3 separate regions of the Mus musculus genome follow, and all the other regions are linked to region 1. The links are chromatin loops, found by intact Hi-C in ENCODE. Cell type or tissue: left cerebral cortex. All regions are shown on one strand.

The links. A loop is a pair of places that touch in the nucleus more often than their neighbours do. Peaks named below come from ENCODE experiments on the same cell type or tissue, not always from the same donor. Only the 100,000 strongest peaks of a DNase experiment are listed, where the experiment ranks them.
Region 2: it touches region 1 in a loop (4-fold over the local background); 5 of 42 quality-filtered maps call a loop at or near these places.
Region 3: a loop joins it to region 1, with 2.9 times the contacts of the local background. A loop is called at or near these places in 5 of 42 quality-filtered maps.

Annotation. Positions count from the first base shown.
Region 1 is chr13:52,341,043-52,349,042 of GRCm38, forward strand. No RefSeq gene overlaps it. Among named protein-coding and RNA genes, the nearest start is that of Gm33116, 110 kb to the left of the region's middle. In left cerebral cortex, no CTCF peak of the experiment used is centred here; DNase peaks (open chromatin) are centred at 4,589 and 5,141; H3K27ac peaks cover 776 bases.
Region 2 is chr13:52,442,312-52,450,311 of GRCm38, forward strand. No RefSeq gene overlaps it. Among named protein-coding and RNA genes, the nearest start is that of Diras2, 85 kb to the right of the region's middle. In left cerebral cortex, no CTCF peak of the experiment used is centred here; DNase peaks (open chromatin) are centred at 3,418, 4,054, 4,678 and 6,813; H3K27ac peaks cover 1,441 bases.
Region 3 is chr13:52,431,787-52,439,786 of GRCm38, forward strand. No RefSeq gene overlaps it. Among named protein-coding and RNA genes, the nearest start is that of Diras2, 95 kb to the right of the region's middle. In left cerebral cortex, no CTCF peak of the experiment used is centred here; DNase peaks (open chromatin) are centred at 3,543, 4,524, 5,177 and 7,048; H3K27ac peaks cover 966 bases.

The DNA.
Region 1 (8,000 bases):
ATGCGAACTCTGGTCCCCAAGCTTGTGCAGCCAGTGCTCTTAGCTACTGAGCCATCTCCCCAGGCGCCATACAATAGAGAGAGAGAAAAAAAACTAATGGCTTGAAGACAGCTCAATAAGGAAAGTTCTTGGTGTCCAAGCATGGGGACCTGAGCTTGATCCCTAGATCAATGCCAAGAAGCTGGGAGCCTGAGCCTGATACTGTGGAGGCAGAGACAAGAGGATCATGGGGGTTCACTAGCCAGCCAGCTGAGCTGAATCAGCAAGCTTCAAGGTCTGGTTCCAAGAGAGAGCCTGTCTTAAAACAACAACAACAACAACAACAACAACAAACAAACAATAAAAAATAAAAACCAGGTTGAAGAAGACACCATTTGTCTCTGGTCCCCACAAGCAAGCTCACACATATGTGCATAGATAAATAGATAGATAGATAGATAGATAGATAGATAGATAGATAGATAGATAGTAGAAAAATAGAGAAATAGATAGATGATAGATAGATAGTAGAAAAATAGAGAAATAGATAGATGATAGATAGATAGATAGATAGATAGATAGATAGATGATAGATAGATGATAGAGAGACACAGACAGGCAGACACATATAAACTGCACATGTACACATACAGGCATGAGCATAATACACAAATACACAAACATTCACGCAGACACATATACACAATGGAAAACCACTCATCCTTAAACTCTTCTTTAGAAAATATTTTTCAAAAGCAAAGGCAGAAGAAAAAGAAAGAAAGAAAGAAAGAAAGAAAGAAAGAAAGAAAGAAAGGAAGGAAGGAAGGAAGGAAGGAAGGAAGGAAGGAAGGAAAGAAAGAAAGAAAGAAAGAAAGAAAGAAAGAAAGAAAGAAAGAAGGAAGGAAGGAAGGAAGCAAACCACATTTTGAGAAGTCCGACGTCTGGAGGCTTTTGTAGTCAGTGGACCTCTGGAAAGAAAATGCTCCCAGAAGCCGTTCTGGCTTGCAAGTCCATGGCCACAGTCACGGTGAGGAGAGCTTGAAAAGGAAAGTGCTGTGGTTAAACAGAACCGAGCTGCACCTGTCATTTTAAATTCTATGAAGACGCTTGACGGCTTAGAACAAAATGAGCAGCCAAGTGCCAGCTAGCCCAGCATGCATTGCAGGCATCTAACATGGCCTCTCTGTGTGATGTGGGTTGATGGGTTGCAGTTTGAGTGTGTACTGCCTGCCACTTCTCCGTGCTGAACTCCATAGGACATAGTAGCGCCATCTCTCCTGGATGCACATCACCGAGGGCCCTGGATCCCTCAGGTACAGGTGTTCTCAGGTTCAGAGCATGAGCCTCTGACATCAGGACCTCAGGCCTGCAGATAAGGCTCCGTCTACTTGAGTTTCCATTCCCTTCTCTAGGCCCAAAGGCGGACTCAGGGGAGGATGAGCCACATCAAACGACAAACCTGACTTCTGAATAAACAATGACCTTTGTTTTGTTTTGTTTTGTTTTGTTTTTCTGGGTTGGCATTCTGCTTCCCCATCCACTCCACCCCCATATTGCCTTTGAGCTACATGTCACCTGCAAGTCACTAACACCACTTCTGTACTTATGAAGCATCAGCTAATTTCTCGTGAGCCCAGAGACTCACAGGCCTTTAGAAGAAACAGCTGTTCAAATGCAGCTTTTCAGCATCCGCAGCATTTCAAGGATTCTTCACTCCCAAGATTCCCTTTGCCTTGGCATCTTTCAGGGTTGCGGCCCAGAGTTGGGTGGACACAGGGGGGTAAACAAGATGTGCAGTGCATTATGGGTGCACTAAGACACTTTGAAATAAGGGCTGGAGAGATGGCTCAGTGGTTAGGAGTTTGTCCTCTTCCGGGAGATCTGAGTTTGACGGTGGCTCACAATTGCCTATAACTCCAGCTCCAGGGGATCCAATGTCCTCTTCTGGCCTTCTTGGGCACTTCGCTTGTGTGCACAATCCATCGTCACACACGTGTGCACGTAACACTCATGTGCACAATAGTTACACACATGTCCACATAACTAAAAAAATTGTTGAAAAAAAATTTAACAAGCAGTGTGATTGATAATTTTGTAACTTGATCAATGGAGCCATCTGTGACGGCTGTGTATTTGACTTCAGTTGTTCATTGATTATGGCCTTGATTTACTGACTTGTTTTGGTGAAACATGTATTTAACCTAATAACAGCTGGAGGAAGGGGATTTGAACGGGAGGTATGAGAGTCCCTTCTAATTACACCTCTGCTCAGCACCCACAGCGGCTGCTTTTACCTAAACAACAGGTCGTATTTCCTCTGACTCATCCACCACAGCTGCCCAGGAGCTACATAATACATACTTTATTGCTATTTTATTTATTGCTGGGGTTACTAATTTTACTACTGAGAGTATAATGTTACATAAATTTTGTTCTTTCTTTGTTTATATTCATATATATATTTGAATAAATGCAATTAACAGGACAGGTATGTGGTAAATCTTTTTTAGAAACAAAATAAATATGTTGTATTTTTCCATCATTGGGCAATAATTACAAACTTCCTATTTGAAAGATATAGATATGGACCTTCCCACAAGTTCGGGACAAATGAATAAATTACTCTCACCTTCATTTGTACAAATATTTTGGTATATTCATTTTTGGTTTTGGTTTTGTATTCTGGATTTGAGAAAAAAGTCAGGTTGGGCGGGGGGGGGGGGATGTGTAGGTACCATTTGAAAGCTGGAGTGTACCAGGCATTTTAGGGCTACCTGCTTTTAAGTCTCCATAATTATAACTGATGGTTACCCGGAATGTACCTAACTTAGCCTTCCTTCCCTCATCTGTGAGTTGCTGGAAGCATGTAGCATAATGAGTAGTGATGAGGTTTGGATAAAATAGCCCATGTACACCTTCTGGAAGGTTCCCAACACACAGCAAGCACTTGTACTACTTCTACTGTAGCATCCTCCAACTTGCATTCGTTGTGATATGTGAAGTTCCCAGGAGCAAAGAAGAAGAAGGAGAAGGAGGAGGAGGAGGAGGAGGAGGAGGAGGAGGAGGAGGAGGAGGAGGAGGAGAATGAGGAGAAGAAGGAGAAAGAGGAGGAGGAGGAGAAAGAGGAGGAGGAGAAGGAGGAGAAAGAGGAGGAGGAGGAGAAGGAGAAGGAGAAGGAGGAGAGGAAGAGGAAGAGGAAGAGGAAGAGGAAGAGGAAGAGGAAGAGGAAGAGGAAGAGGAAGAGGAAGAGGAAGAGGAAGAAGAAGAAGAAGAAGAAGAAGAAGAAGAAGAAGAAGAAGAAGAAGAAGAAGAAGAAGAAGAAGAAGAAGAAGAAGAAGAAGAAGAAAAGAGGAGGAGGGAAAGGGAAATGGAGAAGAGAGGGATGGGGAGGGGCAGGGGGAGGAGGACGGGGAGGGGGAAGGGAGGGGAGGGGGAGGGAGAAAACCTGTTAAGGATTCCACAAAGCCAAATGAGCAAATGAGAAATGGTGGAGAGTAGATTGTGCAATCCAGAGCCAAGTTACCTTGGGCCACTCTTAGTTCCAGCCATTCCCTGCCCACACCATGTGTGACTAATACCCTTGTAACTATCAAGACCTTACAACACATCTTTAGCAGATCTAGGCATCTTTAGCAGATCTAGATTTCACTAATCCAAAAGCTAAGGATGCCATCAGAGAGCACCTGAAACCTGCAGATCAGTGTCCCAACCCTGCTCGGCTGAAACTCATGTAGCTGTTTATTTGGTAATGTTGTGCCAGGAAGCGTTCTTGAACCCCAAAAGACCAACCAATGTCACTTAAATGTTCCACCTTCTGTCTGTGTCTGTGTGTGTGTGTCTGTGTGTGTGTGAGAGTGTGTGTGCGTGCACATGCGTTTCCAAGCAGCAGAGCCTTCTACACTCAATGCTTTGGGTTCAGGTAGCCAGCCTGGTTCCTATGGTGGCTTCCTGTTGCATGTTCTGATATTTGGCAGAATGCTCACCAATGAGCACTTCTCCTCTGGCTACCTTCATTGTGAACAGGGGCTTGGAATGTTTAAATGACATCACCACTATGACTCACCAAAATAACTTGGCATTGGCCAGAATGACCAACTGGTGGTTGTGTATTTTACTATGGCTCGCTGGTGCTCTGACAGGCACATTGAATAGTATCTGCAAAGATTTCAGTGGCTACCTGTTCATGTCACCATTCATTATTCTATGCTGTGATGCTGAAGGTGACAGAGACTCTTCCTTCCCACCGGAAGCCATGCTGGTGAGGGACAGAGGAGCAATTGTTAGTTATCCTGTCGCACTGGAAGGCACAGTCACTTAGACTATACGGTTTTTCATGATGCCGATGTGGTTCTTTGATGGACCCTCCCACAGGGGATCTGTGGCAAATAAGGTGGGCTCTATTGGAGACGGTTCCCCTCTTATCTTAGGAGGATCTAGCCTGGTCTTTAAACACCTTGTGTTTCCTAAGATCTCTGTGCTCCTAACGCATGCAGAGGCGTTCGTCAGAGCTCGAGCTCATTCACTGTTCCAGGCAGCAGCTGCTATTATCTGCTTCCTTGGAGCTGTTTTAACTTCTCTTAGGTTGGATAAAAATGCTATTCTTAGCCCAGTGTTTCTTAAGTCGCCAAAAGGTCTTTTTCCCCCCTCCCAACTCAAGTCTTTGGAAGCAAGGCATTACACTTCTTGTCTCTGCATCACTCCGTTAACTCCAGTCAGATGACTTGGAAGCCCCTCCCATTGTGTTGTCTAAACACTCGGCCCCTGCTACAAGCAAGGAAACGATTAACTTTGCTTGGAGGCTTTTTCTTGGGCAAGAGGACTCTGTGGTCGCTCTCACCATGGTACTGCCAAGATTTTCTTGGCCAGTCATTCTTGACTCAGCTTGAGGACCGGATGTTGCCATCTCCCTGGCCGTGCTGGACAGCTCTTTAAAAGGTTTTGTGAAGCGAAGTGTTTGGGAGAGAGGGTGCAACATAATGGATAAAACCAGCTTCAGGCTGGGCCCTCCACCTGGGTGAAGAAAAGTGTAGGAAAGAGACGATCACACCACGGGAGGCAAATTGTGTGCCTTGCTCTCTAGAATAGGATAAGAAAATTCATGTGGGTGGAAACCCCAGAAAAATGAGTGAGCCCTAAGAGAGGCTCTACATTTAAAGTAATCTGTATTTAAAGATTCGCCAAACAACTAGGCTTATTCAGAGCTGTATGGACAGATGGCATAGCAAAATCAACCTTTAAATTTTGCTTAAATATGGTGATTGAATATGTTATTCAAAAAGGACGATAGTAACAAACTTCCTCACATTAAAAAAAAAATCACTGCTAGTGGTTAAGTTGCAATTTCGTGGGCACATGTGTGCAGGTCTGTAGATGTATGTGGAGGGCGTGTTTAGAGATTCCTAGCCTTTGGGGCTGTGAGCTGGCTCAATAGTCAAGAGCACTTGCAGCTCTTTCAGAGGATCTAATTTCGGTTTCCAGCATTCCTGTTGGACGGCTCACTGTCATCTATCACTCTAGATCCAGGCTCCAGAATGCTCTCTTCTTCTCTGATGGTAACCACATGTACGCAAACTTACATGTACACATACATACATACACACACACACACACACACATGAAATTATCACCCTGCATACTGTTAGCATTCTGTCTAAACTCCACCCCACAATTACCTGGTATAGCCAAGGAGGCCTGGCCCACTATAAAAGGGACTGCTTGCCCCCTCCTCTCTCTCTTGCTCTCTTACTCTTGCTTCCCTCCTGCATCTCTCTTGCTCTCTTGGGCTCTTCCCTTCCCTCCTCCCTTTCCCATCCTCTCCCTTCCTTTCCTTTCCCTTCCCATCCTCTCCCTTCCTTTCCTTTCCCTTCCCTTCCTTTCCCTTCCCTTCCCTTCCCTTCCCTTTCCCTTTCCCTTTCCCTTCCCTTCCCTTCCCTTCCCTTCCCTTCCCTTCCCTTCCCTTCCCTTCCCTTCCCTTCCCTTCCCTTCCCCACCCCTCTCTCTCTGCCTTTCTCTGACTCTACTACCCTCTTAACTCCCCTCCCCATGCCCTGAATAAACTCTAGTCTATACTATACAATCCATTGCGTGGCTGGTCCCTCAGGGGGAAGGGATGCCACAGCATGGACCCTCTGAGACACCCCCTTCCCCCATACCTTACCATACCCCCATAGAACATATCTTATATCTCTTTATCTTTTTATATACATATCACATATTGTTGCACAGAAGAAATTCAAGTCCCTTACATGAAGGATGCTTTAATCAAACTTTATTGCAATGTGGAACAAGGCTCCCAGGCACCCAGAGAGTGCTCTCATTTAAGAGATGTAGTTTGACCTAATGTGCTGAAGTGTCACCAAAATTAGGCAAAGTGAAAGCGCCAGCTGTCATTGTGATGCTGTGGCATTTGTGTGATGCAGTCTCAAATTCAACACGGATCCAGAGCAGCGCAGTGAGATAACAGAATTTGTTACATTTTTATAAAATATCACTTTCATCTACAGAAAGCCATGTATTTCTAGCCTATCAACCTTGCAAAGAATCAATCCACCAGAGAACAAGGAAGTCGGTAGTAGACCTGTAACCTCACCAAGACTAAGTAGGAGAGCTTCAAGAGCCAGGAACCAAAGATTAAATGAGCCAGTCTTCTGCAAAATGCTTTGATCTCTCCAGCATCCTCCAGCATCTTTGACTCTTGTCACAGAGTAAGAGGCTAAGAAGCCTGGCAGAGAGCAGCTGCCGGGAGTCCAAGAAGTTGGAGGGGCTTAGATAATCACATAAGGCAGGCACATGAATGCTGATGATTGTTGGGTCTGCCAAGGCAGATGGGCAGAGGAGTTAAGGTCCCAGAGCTTGTCAGCATAGATGTCCCTCGAGGCTGATGCTGATTTCCCTGCTGGATGGTGACAAGGACAGAGCAGGCAGGAAGGAGATGAAAGGTGGGGGAATATTAGGTGGTTTCATTAGGAGGACAGGGGCACAGAAATCAGATGAGAATCCTAGAAGTGCACAGTGCCTTTGGCGAGGTCTACAAGGGGGCAACTATGCATTATCCCAGTCCATTGCACACCCCTCTTTCTTTTCAGGTTCATAAATTGCTTAGGTCCATTTGAACTGCTGCATAAAGACACCCTGGACTGGGTAAGCAACAGCAATCTATATTTCTCAGTTCTAGAGATAGTGAAGTCCAGGACCAGGTCAGCAGCAGACCGAGGCTTTCTATCTGCCTCAGAGATGGCACCTGCTATCTTATCACATGGCGTGTGAGGTGAGCAAGGTTCTTAAGCTTCTTCTAAGATGGGGAGCCCTCACAACATCATTGCCTCCTGAAGCTCTGTCCTCCTTAATACCACCACATTGGGAATTGGGCGTCACTATATGAACTTGGTGCACAGAGATATCCAGACCATAGGATGCAGGGTAGTTTCTGTGGCAGAGAGATCTGCAGCCCCACCACTTCCAGGTCTGCCCTTTCTGTAGTTCCTTTCATTGTGCATATCCAAACAGTCCTAGCTGGTTCACAATGACATGGGCACCATTTATCAAGAATCCACTTTTCCTGCCCTTTTGTGGTTTCAAATGAAAGTTTTATCTAACACCAAATGTAGGAATAAATGGGTTTGTATTTCTGGACTTAAAATTAACCCTACAAGTTCACATCTGCGCATTTCAATAGATTCTAATTCCTAGTGTTTGCAGGATGAGTGCCATTCATCAGCTCCCCCAACTCCCCCTGGGTCACCTCCACCTCCTATGCACCTAACTTCATGTCTTTATTTCTTCTTTAAGACCATCAGCTCTAGCTCCTTCTCAAAACACTAAGCTGAGGACCAAGCCTTCAGATCATGAGCTTTTGTGGGGAGCTAAGGGGGTGGAGGGTGGGGCTACATCTGTGTCCTGGCAGCTTGCTGTCCTCTTGTACTATAAGGCAGCCTGAGTGGGACATAGGAGGATGAGGTAGTGAGACTAACAGGGTTTCCAATGTGGCTTTTCCCTAAGAGGCCTCTCACCCCAGGATTCTC
Region 2 (8,000 bases), 100 kb after region 1:
TGCTGCTTGCTTGGAGAACTTGAGGATAATGTAGGATCAGGACACACAGTGTATGAATATGTCCTACAGACTGCCATTCTATGATGGTGGAGATTGTGGCCAGCTTAAGAGGACATAGGTTTTCTTCATGAGGCCTAGCAGAAAGGGAAGACTTTATTTTAGCAGAGAAATGCTGAACGCTTCCTGGATCCTGGAAGGGGTCACGGATGAACTCTCAGAGTGCATGCATGTCTTAAGGAGCTGCCAACAAGTGTCAGCTACCACGGTTTGTCAAATATATCCCTCAAAGTGCCATTTCTTGGGAGCTTGGTCCAAGTGTAGCAGCACCAGGAGGAGGCCAATTGGGGACTGGTGAGGTCATTTGGAGTATCAACCTTGGAGGAGATCAACGCCCATCTTGTGCAGAGGGATCGGGTACCTTGGGACCATTCTGGGTGTAAGTGGGGCTTGGAAAGCAAGATGGGTTCCCATCACTGGCTCTCTTGCTCCCCCTCTTACCATGTGTATGTATTGTTTATCTCATCAATGTAACAAAATGACTGACAAGGGCAAGATAAAGATAGAGGGGTTTTCTTTGGCTCACAATCACAGGCACTCATCTACCCATGGAAGAAGGCATGGTGGCTGGCACAAGCTTGGGGCAGCTGGTCACATTGCATCTACAGTCAGGAAGCAAAGAGACAAATACTGGTGCTTAGCCCCCTCTCTCCTTGTACTCACTTCAGGACTCTAGCCCACAGGATGGTACCACCCATATTCACCTCGAGTCTTACCTCAGTTAACTACCTCACAGGCATGTCCAGAGGTTTGTCTCCTGGGTGCTTCTAGATCCTGTCAACATGTCGGCCAGTACCAGACATCACGGTACTTGCTGCTTCTTCAGCATCTTCCTGCTGTGTGATAAGTAAGGTTCTCAGAAAACCTTCATGACCAACCTGATGAGGAAACCTGAACTTGGACCTTTAACTCCCAGAATTTTGAACTCAGTAGCCTATTTTCTTTATAAAACCATTCAGTCTCAGATCATTTTTTTTTTTTTTGGTGTCAAAACAAAGTAGACTCAGACATCACCTAAATTGGGGTACCAGTGATGTGGTAAATGTTGGCGCACGCGTGTACACACATCACATCACACCATATCACATGAGCTGAATGAACTACCAAACAGAGCATTGCCTAAATTCCTGGTAGAAAAAAAAATCATGCAATGTATTGAATTTGTAGTTACTTTAAACTATTATATCCTTGGATATTTGAAGAATGATTGCTACACTCAGAGATGAAGTTAGTAAAAAAAAAAAATAATAATAATACATGCCAGAGAATGGTGACTGACAAGTCTTCAATCCTAAATGAAGCTCTGTATCACTCCTCCACAAGGCTCCAGGACCATAACAGAGAAAAACAGGGAAAGCCAGTAAAAGCCAGAGATCGGGGGGCAGGTTATGTGGTAGTGTCATCTGGGCATGACAAGGCCATCACACTCATGAACACACAGCAGTCATTGCTGGCTGCACAAGCTCTACAGAGGATTGGCCCAGTCAGTATCCTAGCTGTGAGGTTAGCTTTATTTACAATATGCTGGAAAACCAAAAAGAAATCAGGGCCACCCAGGGCAATAGCAGCGGTTCAGCTCGAGATGGTGATAGTCAGGCCCAGTTAAACCCATATGAGAAAGAAGAGCAACTCCAAGAGGTTTCCAGGTGCTGAGAAAGTACTCTTCTCCCACTGACTAATGGTAAGAACAGGACAGCACCTCAGAATCTAGTCACTGCTAATGACAGGCACTGGAGGAGCCCACCCCTCCTACAGATGCTGACAGGCACTGGAGGAGTATGCCCCTTCCACAGATGCTGACAGGCATGGCAGACAGAATTTCTCACCTGGGATGTGAGGTAAAATCAGAAGGTATTTATGGGGAGGTAGAGGCACCAGTCACTTACTTACGGCTCCCCACTTCTTTCCCTGCCTCCCACCCAGAGAGCCTGGCTGCAGACTCTGGCTGTGAAGCCTGCCCTCACCACCCACCTTCAAGGGATAAAAGGATGGAACCACCTTCTAGCACTTGGGCTCTGGTTGTCTTTGGAGACACCCTGCCGTCATGCTGTCTGTCTCTGGTGGCGGGTGTGGAGAGCTGTGCCTTGAGCAATCGCCATTATAAGACGGCGCTGGCTTCCACTGCGCCTAACTAGTAAACAAGCCTTATGCGCAAGTGCAAGAGTAAATTCACGCCCAGTCACTGTCCATCTCGGGGCGTAGTAATGGGGTGATGGGCAAGCAACTAATCAGGTGCTGTCACGCCACATCAGGTGCTGAAACGTCACTCTGCGGGCTATATAAGCAGCACCATTTTCCGGGTTCGGGGTCTTCCTTATGTTGAAGCAATAAAAGCTTTGCCGTAGAAGGATCCGGTTGTCCGAGTGAATTCTTGCCGGCGAGATACTAGCTCGGGCAAGAGGCGGGTCTTGAACTCCCCTCTGGGATCCCACCGTGTTGCCTCCTTGTCCATCTTTCCAGGGCTAAAACACCGGAGTTTCCGGTAATCTGTACTTCTGTCCTCTTGAACTACCCACTGCCACAACCAGAACCTGATGGTTATCACACCGATACCTTAAGTTTCACTTGCATGTCAACAGCACTCTTAGTGGATGCCTATATGGGACTGTTCACAGGTAAGACTCGGGAAAGATGGACGAGAAAATCCAACAGAAACCTCCTGCCCCTCCCATTCTTTGGACGGAGAGGGATAACTAGATGGGTGGGTGACAAACTCCATGGATGCAGATTTGGGGTAAGCAAAGCTCCCCCTCTCTCTTGTCTCTCCCTTTTCCATCTATGAAAACTGTCTTCGTTTTGGAGCCTGCTGAGCCTTTAGGATCTTTGCTTGTAAATCACTACTTTCCTCAACAACAAATGGCTGTGAGCCACCATATAGGTGTTAGGAATTGAACCCCGATCCTGTGGAAAAGGAGTCATTGCCCTTAACCACTGAGCTATCTCCCAGCCCCATGTGTCCATGTTTTGATTTTCCTGAGCCTCTTGTCTGCTCCCCTCCCCCACCCAGGGAAATATTGTATGATCCTTACTTTTACCTCTTTTACTGACTTCATTTTTTTCCCATCAGGCTTCCTTTATCATGTATTTTTTAATAGATGAGATGATTCTATTTTACTCAGCCACAGAGCGCCTAAGTTGACTTGACATATCACCCCATCCTGAGACCCCACTATTTTCTGCCTTCTGCCCACCTAGACTAGCTATTTCAGTTGGTGTTGTGTGGCTGTGTGAGCTGCGGTTCTCCCGTGGGGACTCTGGGAGTCATGGATTCTGCTTTTGTAGCCGTTCTTTTTATAATTCTTCGTGTTATACTCACTCCTCTTTCTGAATCTAGCGCTCTCACGGAGCATCTGTTGGCTCCGTTATGACTAAGAGAAAATTACCAGTCTTCCACTTCCTCCCTCTCCCCCCACCGCCCCCGGGCTTCTCTCGGTTTGGTCCTTATTTTTAGGTCTAGTGGTTCCCTCTGAGCTCCAGCAACTACTCAGGAGGCTGCTTTATGCTCTCCCTCATCCCTTATCCCTTATCCCTCCTCCCTCCCTCCTTCTCTCCTCCCTCCCTCTTTCCCTCCTCTCTCTCTCTCTCTCTCTCTCTCTCTCTCTCTCTCTCTCTCTCTCTCTCTAGGTCAGAATCTCATGTATCCCAAGCTGATTTGAGCCTCTTATTTAACCAGGATTGACTTAAACTCTTGATCCTCCTGCCCCCTGCTCGGGATTTCTGAGATTCACCAGTCCGGGTTTATCCAGTATGGGGATGCAGAGTTTGTTTCCCTGCAGGCTAAGTGAACACTGGACCACCAGAGCCTCATCCCTCCTCCAGACTTTCTTGCTGACCTCTGGGTGCAGGACAGAGCTGCTGCCAGGGATTTTTGCCTGAATTTCATTTCCAAACACTCTCCATTGCTTCCTCTGTGAGCCACACACCTTTACCACTGGAACCTAGATTCAAGCCTTCTTTCTGCAAACCACACACAATGGTTACCGCTGTGATTGACATTCAGGTCCCCGTTGCAAATGTTTCCAAATTGAAATTCTCGGTGGTGATGCTTTCTGAAGCTGGGATTCGAGCCCGACTAGACTGAGAGAGTGAAGCCCTCATGAACAGGATTAATGCTTTACAAAAATAGGAGTTGAGTCCAAAGGGAGCCCTCCCTCACCCCTCCCTCCTCCTGAAAACACCAAGAGTTGGGCCAGAGGAGACCTGCTTTAAGCAGGCAACCCAATACATGTGACCTACTTGAACTCCTCCCTGTGTTAGACACTCACATCTGACTTCTCTGAGAGAAGCTTCCCTGCATTGATGTCTGGTGTCTTGGCAATGTTACTGCAGCTACTGTAGCATATAAGTGGAATTACTTTTTTCTTAGGATGACGGGGGTCCAGGCTTCTTTTGGCCCTCCCCTCTGTGTTACGGGTTTCCTTGTTGTAGTTTGGTTTGCATGGGGATGGGAAGGGGAATCAGGGTTGTTTTTATTTTTGGTTTGTTTTGAGAAAAGCTATCATATATCTGCAACTGGTCTCCCACTCTCTATGTAACTGAGGATGACTGTGAACGTATGAACATCTAATTCTCATAGCTCTGCCTCTCAAGTGCTAAGATTACTGTCATGAGTCACCATACGTGGTGTATGTGATGCTAAGGTTCAAGCCCATGCCTTGTGAAATCTAAGGCAAACCCTCCATTAACTGAGCCATAGATCCATAGCCACAGCCCATTGAGTTATGCTATGGCATACATGCACACACATGCATACACATGCACATGTGCACATACATGCACACACAGAAACATGCATGCACACCCACACACATACCCACATGCACACACGTGCATGCATAAGCATATAGATACACATACACACATGCACACACATGAATACACACAGACATGCATGCAATATGCACTCACATGTGCAAATACAAAGGCCCACACATATACACATATGCACACACATGCACACATGCACATGCATACACACATTTTTTAAAAAATTTAAACCTAATATTTTACATTTTTAAAATTTATAACCCTGTGCCGTTGTATTTTTTTATTAATTTGAGGAGATTGTGGCTTTCGCTGTGGATGTGCAGGCTCTGCTCCTCAGGCTAGAAACACCTTCATGCTACAGTGAATGTATCCCTTTCCCTCGGAAGGACCCACAACACTGATCCGTGTGGACCTACCTGCTCTCCATCAGTGCTATCTGCTCAACTACATCCATTTCCTTTTCCTCCTTCTGCACGCAGAGAGAAGGAAAGTCACACCTTCCCATTTGGCTCTGCAATGTATCTACGGTTTAAAACAAAAATCATAAAATCAAAACCGACGCATGAGCACAAAAGGAAGAAACTAAATAGAAGCTTCGAAGAATGTGTTATCTACGTGACTACAAACAAATAAGGAGGCCCAGCGAGTCCCACCGCCATCTTTAAGGTCTTGTCCTGAGGTTTGGGTTTAAACACAGAGGCAGAAGTATGAATAACTTAGCGACCTTGGTCCCACCCACCATTGTCTTGGCTGCAGCCTATCTTTTATGGGGGTCCTCCGCATGAGATTCCTGGGAGAATTTAACTCTTTGAAGTGTGTTATGCCCATAGTCTGGTATTATCAGCATCTCCCTGTAAAATATCCTTCTTGCCAGGACAGTCATAATTCCTGCTCATGCTCTCGTGATTTTGAAAATCCCAATCATTCAGTTGATAGAACCGCTATTCCTGGTGTCTCCTCTCAGTAATTTTTCATCCGCTGGCGGCCCTCCTTCCACACCCTTGGCTGTTGTCTGTCTCTGCTACTCAGCTTTCTCCACTACGGCCATAGCTTGGCCCCGACTGCAGACTGAATGACATCATCCTTGCTGTCTGCAGTACTTATTTCCCACAGTGCTATGACCAACTGACAAAAACCTACTTAAGGGGGAGTTAATTCTGGCTCCAAGTTTGGTGGTATAGTCCAGTATGGTAGGGAAGGCATAGCAGAAGGAGCATGGGGCAACTGGATGCACTGTGTAGATAGTCAGGAAGCAGAGACAGGGAGCAGCATACAGGGAGAGAGGCTATAAAATGTCAGGGCCCACACTACCCAGTGACTCGTTTCTACCTACTAAAAGTTCCATGACCTTCCAAAAGGGCACTCTACCCAGGGATCAAGAGTTCAAACACTGTTGAAGGACACATCACATTCAAACCACACCACCATATTAGCAAATGCAGGAGTATTTTTTTTTCTTTGACAGCATCACTGAATAGACTGTTCTGAAAGAATCAAACATTAGGCTGCTTTTTCCAACCAGCCCACCCCAGTAGGCAACACATGTGGGAGCCAGAACATAGGAAAGCGGTAGTGGGTTCCTGGGACAGCAGGAAGAGCCATGTTGGAGGGGCATTTTGTCCTTTGAACCTCTACAAATGTCCAGGAACGAATAAACACCACATTAACACTTTTAAATGTCTCTAGTTAAGGTATATTAATCAGACTAATAATATAAACGTTAGAAATTTCAATAAAATAAAAAAAATGCCTCTCCTTCCCATGTCCAGTAATACCTGTAACAAGTTAAAAACCATGTCACAGATATGAAACGTTTCAATAATCGAATTTAAGTTCTGCTGTTTTGCATGTACATCCTCAAATTTCATTAAAGTTCACAGTATTTAAATGAAGGGCACATTTGCATTTTTTGCCTATGCAGAAGTGAAGTCTTCTAGGACGGTGGCCAGGAAGAGGATGATTTCACACGTGCGTGTGACTCACTGCAGATAACCAGAGCTCCAGTCCCAACAAACAGCCCGCTACACTAAGGTTCCGGAGCTGTGTGCGTCCCTCACTCCGCCTGTGGTCTGCTCTCTCCATCACCTTCATACGAGTTCTGGGGACCGAACTCAGGCTGTCAAGCTTGCACATCAAGTGGTTTTTACCCAACAAGTCATCTTGCCTGCCCCATTTCACACTTTTTGAAAAGAATTAGCGAATTTTTTTTAACATGCGTAGTAAACGATTTAACTGAGACATGTAGACGGGCTTCTTAGTAATCTGTTGCCTTTAAATTTTTCTTTAAAACTCTACAGATTTATAAGGGTTGAAAAATCAAACCCTACAATAAAACTCCAAGTGGCTGTTGCCAGGTCCAACACTCCAGCGCTTTATACCAAAGGATGAGGGTCTCCTCCCTGTTGTACAACACAGACTTGCCTCAACTTAATTTTTTGTTTACTATTGTTCCAGTTTCTTTAAATCTTTTCCAGTAATTCGTGTTTTTGGCTGTGGGTCTGTGTTTGTGGTTTGTTGTTACTTTTTTTTGTATATTTTAGGGGTTTTTTTTAAATAAATTTTTGGCTTTTTGTTTTTTTGTTTGTTTGCTTATTTGTTGTTGCTTTTCCTTTTTCTTCTGTTTTAGGGTTTTCCCCTTCATCTAACATGCAAAGTAATGTGTTTCATTTCAGCCATTTCTTTTTAAAGAATTATTTATTATTTTTATTTTATACATATTTGTGTTTTGCTGCATGCGTGTTTGTATACCACGCATATATGCCCAGTGCCCATGGACACCAGAAGTGGGCTGCAGATTTCCTGGAACTAGATGTATAGATGGTTATAAGCCACCATTTGGATGCTGGATCCTTATTCACGCCCTCTGCAAAAGCAATAAGTAGCCTTAACCACTGAGCCACCACTACAGCTCTCATTATGTCAACTTCAAGCACACTGTTCCTATCAATCTCCCCCCAAACACCCTCCCATCACAGAGTGTTTCTCTTGGTGGTCCCTTTTCTGTCTCAAAGCCCCCCTCTATCATCATATCATCCGTATCCTACTGGGTCCCATCCCCACCTTGAGATCCTTTTCCTTCTCATGGTCTCACTTCTCATTTGCGTGCTGTCTCTCTCTCTCTCTGTCCCCTCTCTTGCATGTGTGAGTGCGCACATACACACATAAATACACACATA
Region 3 (8,000 bases), 91 kb after region 1:
ATAAACTGCTTCTAAGGCCCATATTCCCAACCTCCCAAGATCAGCAGCTTCTGCGAAGGAAAAAGTTCAATCCTATTAATATGGTGCATCAAAACCAGGCATCAGAAATTTATCTTCTACCACCAGGAGATTCTTGGTGAACTCAACTACTCCTCTGAATGGTCCCACAGATTAGCCCCTTGTATTCCCTGTCACTGGGCAGTCCCTGCTGACTCAGAGAGCCCCTCACTACCTGGAGTGTGCCTAGGAGGGCACTTCAGACACCTCACTCAGCTAGGCTCCTCATAGCACCATGGCTGACATCTACAGCTCCATGGAAATTAGGTTTCTCTCCAGTCCTGACCGTGAGAGAGCAGACACTGGGTACAAATGAGTCCCGAGGCTGCTGCTGGCCTTGTCTCGGCAGTAATGTTCCAAACTAGGCAAAGTTCTGCTCACCTAGTCACAGTAGACAAAAAAAAAAAAAAAAAAAAAAAAAGGTAATTCTAGTCAATTAAAATCAACCAATCAGTCTCTGGGGGTGTGAATAATAACACAAATATTGGGACTCCGCAGGAAGGAAGACATCACTATGGCTGCCTGGAGGAAGGAAGCTGGTAAGTCAGAGACACAATGTTACCAGAACAACCCAAGTACCTGGTAAAGCAGGCATGGGAAGAGGCTCCTAGGAAGGGTGTGGCTTCTCTTCTCTGCAGCCACACCCTGCCTCAGCATCCCAGAACAGGAGCCAATCTCCCAGGCAGCATCCAAGTGATGCATTTAGTGTAAACCGCAACCACCAAGACAAACCACCAAGACCACACAGTCTTCTCCACCTGGGTCCCCATTCTCTGCTGCCCCTAACTCTCCTTTCAAGGGAAGTTTGTTCCTGGTCCTCCTGCTCCATGGCTCCTGCACCAACCTAGCATGTGAGTCACTTTCTTCTAGACTGTCAGACAGGAATTTCCTTTGGACAGTCTCTCCTCCTTCCCCCAGCTTCATGCCCTTTCCTTCTCTCTTTCTTACTGCTTTTCTCTTCTCTCTTGACATGTTCACTTGCCCATCTCCTCCCCTCCCCTCCCCTCCCCCCCTTCCCTGTGCCTCTTTACCTTCTCATTGAGAAATATGCCCGCACTTCTTTGCATCTGGCCATTGAGAATATTGATGGAAACGAGAGGTTATGCTGTTGAAGACCCCAGGTCACATGGGAAACAGTTCTATCATGTGGAGATCAGAGGCTGATGGCTGTCTGTTCATAATATGGCTGACTTTTCTATCCAGCCAGTAGTGCTGTGGGAACTATGAGTGTAAGTAGTTGGGGAGCTAATTTAAACGGAGCTCACTTTGCAGGGAGATGAGGGGTTGCAGAGCTTATTCCCTGATTGTCAGAGGTGTCCTACAGCTAACAACAGGTTTTGGGGCACACAGCTTCCTCAAGTTTTAGCCTGGCTTCCTCCTGTGGCTTAAAAACCACATCAGGCTAAACATAGACCCTTGGTTCTGGAACCATAGATCTGGACCTGTTCTTTAGACCTTGGAAAAGAAGCAAGCAGACTGTTAGTGGTGTGACGTGGAAGGTCTTAGCACAGAGCCGCCTGCCCTGTGGTTCCATAGTTCTCTGCACGATCCTTCCAATCTGAACCTCTCACTGAGCTTTCCTGACTTCCTCCCCAGACTCTGACAACATCCTCTACTGTCTGCTTCTAGCCCACCCTTCTCAGAATCCACATAATGGGGCATGCTCGAGACCACTCCTTCTAGGGTCACAGACATCTTCAGGGTCATGTCCTCTACACGGGTGCAGCGTGTCATCGGCAAACTGCCTTCCCTACTGCGTTTCCCTGAAGACTCCATTTTCCATGCCTTGTCATCTCTGACCCAGAGGTTGTGTTGTCTTTATTTGGAGGTAAGGTAGCAACTGCTAAATAATGACTAATCTGCCTCCTTACCCCTTCTAGCCCCTTCTGTTGTTGTTAGAGGCTCATGGCCACCCCCCCACCCTCACCACACCCTGGGCTGGTCCTTGTTGGATGTAAGACCAGTTGATTTTTCTTCAAAGTACATATCCCTGCCATTTTCACTTTTGGTGTTTTTGTACTGAGGAGGGTGAATAGAGTCCATAGCATCCTGTGTTCTTTCACTGGGCTGCAGGTCAATCTCATTCATACCTCTAGTCCTGTTGATGCTCTCAGTAGCCTTGGCATCACGCTGTGGCCCCAGGATCATTCACAATTGGTGTCCTCCAATAACCACAATGCACTGAGGTCTGTGTGACTGAAGGTGATGGAGATACCAGTCTTCCTATCTTAGACTCTACACCATCATCCTGTGGGGCAGAGTTCCCAGACCAGCTGACATCCGGCAGCTTTATGAACCAGGTGAGCTGGACCAAGAGGAACCCTTGCTGCTTCCTTCTTCATTTACCAGGAACATGGGCAGGGCAAGTTTGCTTCCTGACCTCCTAAGTGGGAAAGGGAGGATGGGGAGACATGCAGGGCCTTCGAGTGACAGAACCTTTAAAAACACACTGTCTTTCTGTAGGTATGTGACCGCACCCTTTTTCCTGTTGGCCTCAGCAACAGGAGAAATGGGCCCATTAGTCCCTCAAGTTTGCAAGTTTTCTTCTGCCATGTGGCCCAAGTCATATACAGGGTGCTCAATGATGGAGGTGGACAGGATGGAGCCTGTTTCCATGGATACTGGTAGCAAACCTGCATTCCAGATATCCACGAATAGACATTCCTCCTCTATGTGCCCCACCTTCTCGGGTGGGGAACGACACCTCCATGTGATGCCAGAAATAAAAAATAAAAAGGCAGGTTTAGGAGGTAAGTTTAAAGCAATCAGGTCCTGCACCATGAGAACCATAGCTCTCTCAAACACCCTAATAATGAATCTTGGGGTCAGAGATAAGAAGACCAACCCAAACCCCAAAGCAGTTATGTTATGACAAAGCATGAGAGAAACTGGAATTGGAAATAAGTGCACTCTAAGAGGACGAAACAAAGCCCAAAGAAACAAAGAGCTGGAGGTTTGAAAGGATGAAATAAGTCCAAGAAACCCATGACCAATTACCATCGAGAAGACACAGATCAATAAATGAGTAGGATGCACGGAAACCCTAGGGCAAACTTGAAATCCAGAGGACTGACAGTCTTGAGAGAAGGTGATGACTAGATTCACAAAACAGATTGATCTAGGGGCTATTACACACACACCACCTGCTGCCTTCCTGCCGCTACATCTGGGGGTGACATGCAGTCAGTATGATACAAAACATCTAAAGAGATCAGTATAAGGACCAGATGGAAAGAGTGATACCATCTTCCTGACAAGGACATCCCAAGACCAACTGATTGAATAATAGATCTTACTCCTAGGCCAAATAGAACACTGACAGCCGATGCTCCTCAAGCTGTTCTGCTGAAGAGACATGCTGAGATCACTCCTAACTTAGCCTACAAAGCACCAGGGACGGCATTGCCTTTGTCACTGCCTTGAGCACATCTTCAAAAGATAAGGCTTAAGGGAGAAAGGCTTGCTCTTCTCTCCAGCTCTCAGAAAACAGGGAAGGCTTGGCAATGGGAGGAGCTGTGACTTGGGAAGATGGATCTGAAAAAAGATAGTCACATGACTTTGGCAGGCTCCTACTGCATCTACTTACCCAGTTATCCTCCTGCAGTGTTCCACAGCCCTAGGGTTTTGTGACCTCCCCAGACAGGATTCCCTGCTGGAGAATACACATTCAGACTCATGGGATGCTGTAAAACCCTTCACCTCAAACTTTCAGGATGACGTTTTAACTTTTATAAACTCAAACTGCCTAACAACAGGAACAACAGACTCAAGAAGTCTGTGCTCACCTGGGTCAGGACATGGTAGAGAGAGAACCTCCAGACTGCTTCAGTGGCCTCTCACTAGGACTCTACCGCTCTCTCATAACTCACTACTACTACAGACCCCATCGTCTCTATATTCACAGTACACGCTTACGCAATGAGGGGTTCAATCACCTTTGCTTTAAACTTATTCCGAGGGCTTGAAGGTTGGTGGCCCCTCACTGACCCTGAGATACTGTGACTAGACACTCCATTTCCAAGACACCCCATGGCACGTGAGGGACATCTATAGTCCTACAGTTCACTAGCTCAGCTGACTTCCAATTCTAGCAAGTCCTATTTTGGGGTGAGGTTGTCAATGGTAGCACAAAGCAACTTTTTCTGTGGACACACCAGGCAGTGTGTCCATCTTCTTCCCCACGTTTCTGACTGGCTCTGGGTAATCGTTTAGTCATGCCATTTCCCAGGGACTCGATAGGAGGTGACAGACAAAAGGGTCTTTTAAGTACTAGACTGGGATTCAGGAAAGTTATGTGTCTATCTCAGTCTGGCCTCTTCTTACTCAGTAAATCAGCCTTCCGGAGTGTTCTTGTCAGTGTGAGGCAGCATCATGCACAGGGAGAAGAGACAGAGGACAGCTTTCCCCACCATTCCTGGTCCACTCTCAGCTCTCCTCTAAAGGGTTTGATTTGCTCCCACCACCACTCCACCCCCCAAAGCACTCATCTGGGAACTTAACGTTTGTATGAGGCAACCATACTGAGACTCTCTCTTCTCTCATTTTGATGATGATCTCTATCCTTTTTCTCCCCCTGGAAGACACGGTTTTGTGGCTATACAATTGTAGGACTCCACAGAGAAATAGCAAAATTACCCCATCTACCCACTCCTGGCTGCAGTGATTTTTATTGCGAACTCTGTTTTAATCCTTATCTTTATTTCTCTAGATAGGAGTTGCTTTCTTCCTCACCAGGTTTCACTTGGCTTAGGCTTTCTGAACTTACTGAGACAGGCCTAGGCGTGTTCTTTTTACTCATTACCATCTTGCATGCACATTTGAGGAGTGCATCTCTTCATGTGTGACATGTGGTGACAGAGAATTCAGGCAGAGACTGTAGGGCAAGGCTAGGGTGGTCAGCTGAGGAAGGACTGCTGGACAGAGGCAGCCTCTCATCTGATCCAGCAAGCGACAGTGACAACACACATCAGCAGCATTGCCACACAGAGGGTTTTAGCGCCGAGACCCAAAGGATGGGAGATGCCTTCGAAGCAGCTCACTGCTGACGTCTGTCCGCGAGATCCTGCATTCTATGTATTTCTAGTAACTTGGTATTTTGTTCCCATCTGGTAAATGGAATCTCAGATTCCCTTCTTTTACTGCACTTGCTTCTCTTTCTTGCTGATTTTAGCAACCACCTCCTACACTTCAGCCATCTTTAGCTCAATGCAGAGTTAGAAACCTTCTAAATAAGCAACTGCTTCCTTCCAAGTGAGTGGGTGTGGAAACCCTAAATACAAAAACCTTCTGCTACTATAGTGATCGCAAGGTGGCTTAACCTGATATCATCGCTTGTACTTAAAATTGTTTGAAGGCCTACAAACGGTTAACAAGTTCTTTGGCACTTACTGATGCATTAATAATCTCTGAAGTCTTGTTAAATTGATAAAGATCTTTAAATTCTTTTAAAAATTTTTATTTGCATGTTTGAGTGTGTGTATGCGTGTATGTGTCTGTGTGAATCTGTGTGTCTGTGTGCCTTTGTCATACATACACAGACACACACACACACACAGACACACACACACACACACACAGACACACACACACACACAGACACACACACACACACACACACACACACACACACACACATCACATGTATAATGATGTCTGAGGAGGCAGCAGAGCTGTGAGATTCTTGAACCTGGAGCTTCCTGACTTGGGTGCTGAGAACTAAGCTCCAGTCCTTGCCTGGACTGGACTCAGCACTAACTGCTGAGCTCCTTAAATTCACTCTTTGTGGATTTCAAATCACATCTGATAGTATGCAATGTGTTTCCACATTAGGGTGCCTTTTGTATCTCTGTGAAATTGTCTGTAGCATCCTGCATAAAGTACTTGTTGACTATCCCCTTTGGAAAGGTTCATGTTCTTACAACTTGTGAGTGATATTTAATATTGTAACATTCTGGAAAAAAAACCACTATGCACATGTATTCTAATTTTTTTGTTTCGATATACAAATTTCCAATAAATAAATCAGAAATTATTGAATACTATCATGCGATGGTACTTTTAATTGTCTATCTAGAATTTTCTGGAAGTAGGGCCTCTGAAAATGTCTGTGAGGGACTGTCTTAATTATATTAAATGTAGGAAGTTTTGCCCATTGTGAGTGGCACCATTCCCTGGGCCTGGGGTCCTGAACTGAGTGAGTATATAGAGGGAGTTATGTACTAGTGGGCATGCAGTAGTTCATTGGTCTCTGAATGGTTAGTGGATGTAAAGTGACCAGTTCTCTCAAGTCTTTGCGGCTCATTCTGTGATTTACCTGTAATAATGGGCTCTCACCTATGACTCTGAGCTAACTCTCTTAAGTTGCCTTTTCTGAATATATTATTACACCAACAGAAACTATGACACATCAAAAACAACAAGACTTTTCTAAAAACACCTATTTCCTCATCTTTTCTGGGTCATGCACTCCCTTGGGGTCACCCAGAAGAGTATATATAGCTGTAGTGGCTATTCCTGGTTGTCAACTTGACTGTATCTGGAATGAGCTACAATCCAGAATTGGAAGGCTCACCAGTGATCCTAATCTGGAGGCTGGGACATACAAGTTTCTGACCTGGATCTTGGCATAGAGATCTTGAGGCATAGTGGCTATGAATTCCACAAGATTAAGACAGGAAGATCTCTAAGTTCAAGGTCATTGGGGATTAAAGACGTAGTGGCACACATCTTTAATATGGGCCACACCTTCTGCTGGAGACCTACATAAGGACACTGGAATAAAGAAGATGGACTCTCTTTCTCTCCTTTGCCTGCTTACCTTGTGGGACTGAGCAACTGCTAGATCCTTGAACTTCCATTCACAGCTGCTGCTGACCATTGTAGGGAGTTGGATTACAGACTGTAAGTCATCAACAAATTTCCTTACTGTATAGAGACTACCCATAAGTTCTGTGACTCTAGAGAACCCTGACTCACACAATAACCCACGCCATCCTTCATCACTGAGTTTGCCAACAATGTCACAGTAGCTTCACTGCTCCTAGACACTGCTGAGCACAAAGTGGCAGCTGCTTTAATACCTTTTGGGGTGCCCCTCCCCCAGGACTGACGCTCAGTGATACAGAGTTTGGATTTCAGGAACGGGGGACCTCCGTGTGCACATTGTTCATGATTCTCAAAATGGCATTCATTACTCTGTGGCTTTTTATACCATGCCAGCTTATCAGCTGCCCGTGAGACACATTATTTAAACCCATGGTTTATTTATAATCTTTTCTGCTCTAGGAATTCTGCTCAAACATGGGTATTGATGAAATATCCTTGATGAAAAATCCTTGATGAAAAAAAAATCGTTTTTTTTTTCATTTCTTCCTGCCTCTATGCTAACAATCGTTTACACAGCTGGTGAGAAAATGTGCTCTGTGGTTCTGCTTAGCTTGCTGTGTTTTGTTACTCCCCTATTGATTTTGCCTAGGAGTGGCAAAATCATCTTCAGACCCAAAAATTGTCTCTAATGCGACAGTCACGTGTCCCTATTTCTCAGATCATTTTTTTACATTTTAGAAGGGAAATGGATAGTCGGCATGCCTATTCATCATTTTTACTAAAAATGTTCTTCTTCTTTATGGTTGTAAATATGGGGCTAAAAATCAATGCTAAAGATTTGTCAGTGTTATTTGGCACTTTTCCCTTCGTTTGCAGCTTTAAAAATATTTACTATTTTAAAAATTGTGAGGTGTGTGTGTGTGTGTGTGTGTGTGTGTGTGTGTGTGTGTGCAGATGCACATGTTATACTTCAAGACCAGAAGAGGGAGTCAGGTCCTCCAGAGCTATAGACACAGAAGTGTGTCAGCCATCTGATGTAGGCACTAGGAAGCAAACTGGGGTCCTGTGCAAGGGCAGCAGTGTTCAGATCTTATAACTGCTGAGCCATCTCTCCAGTC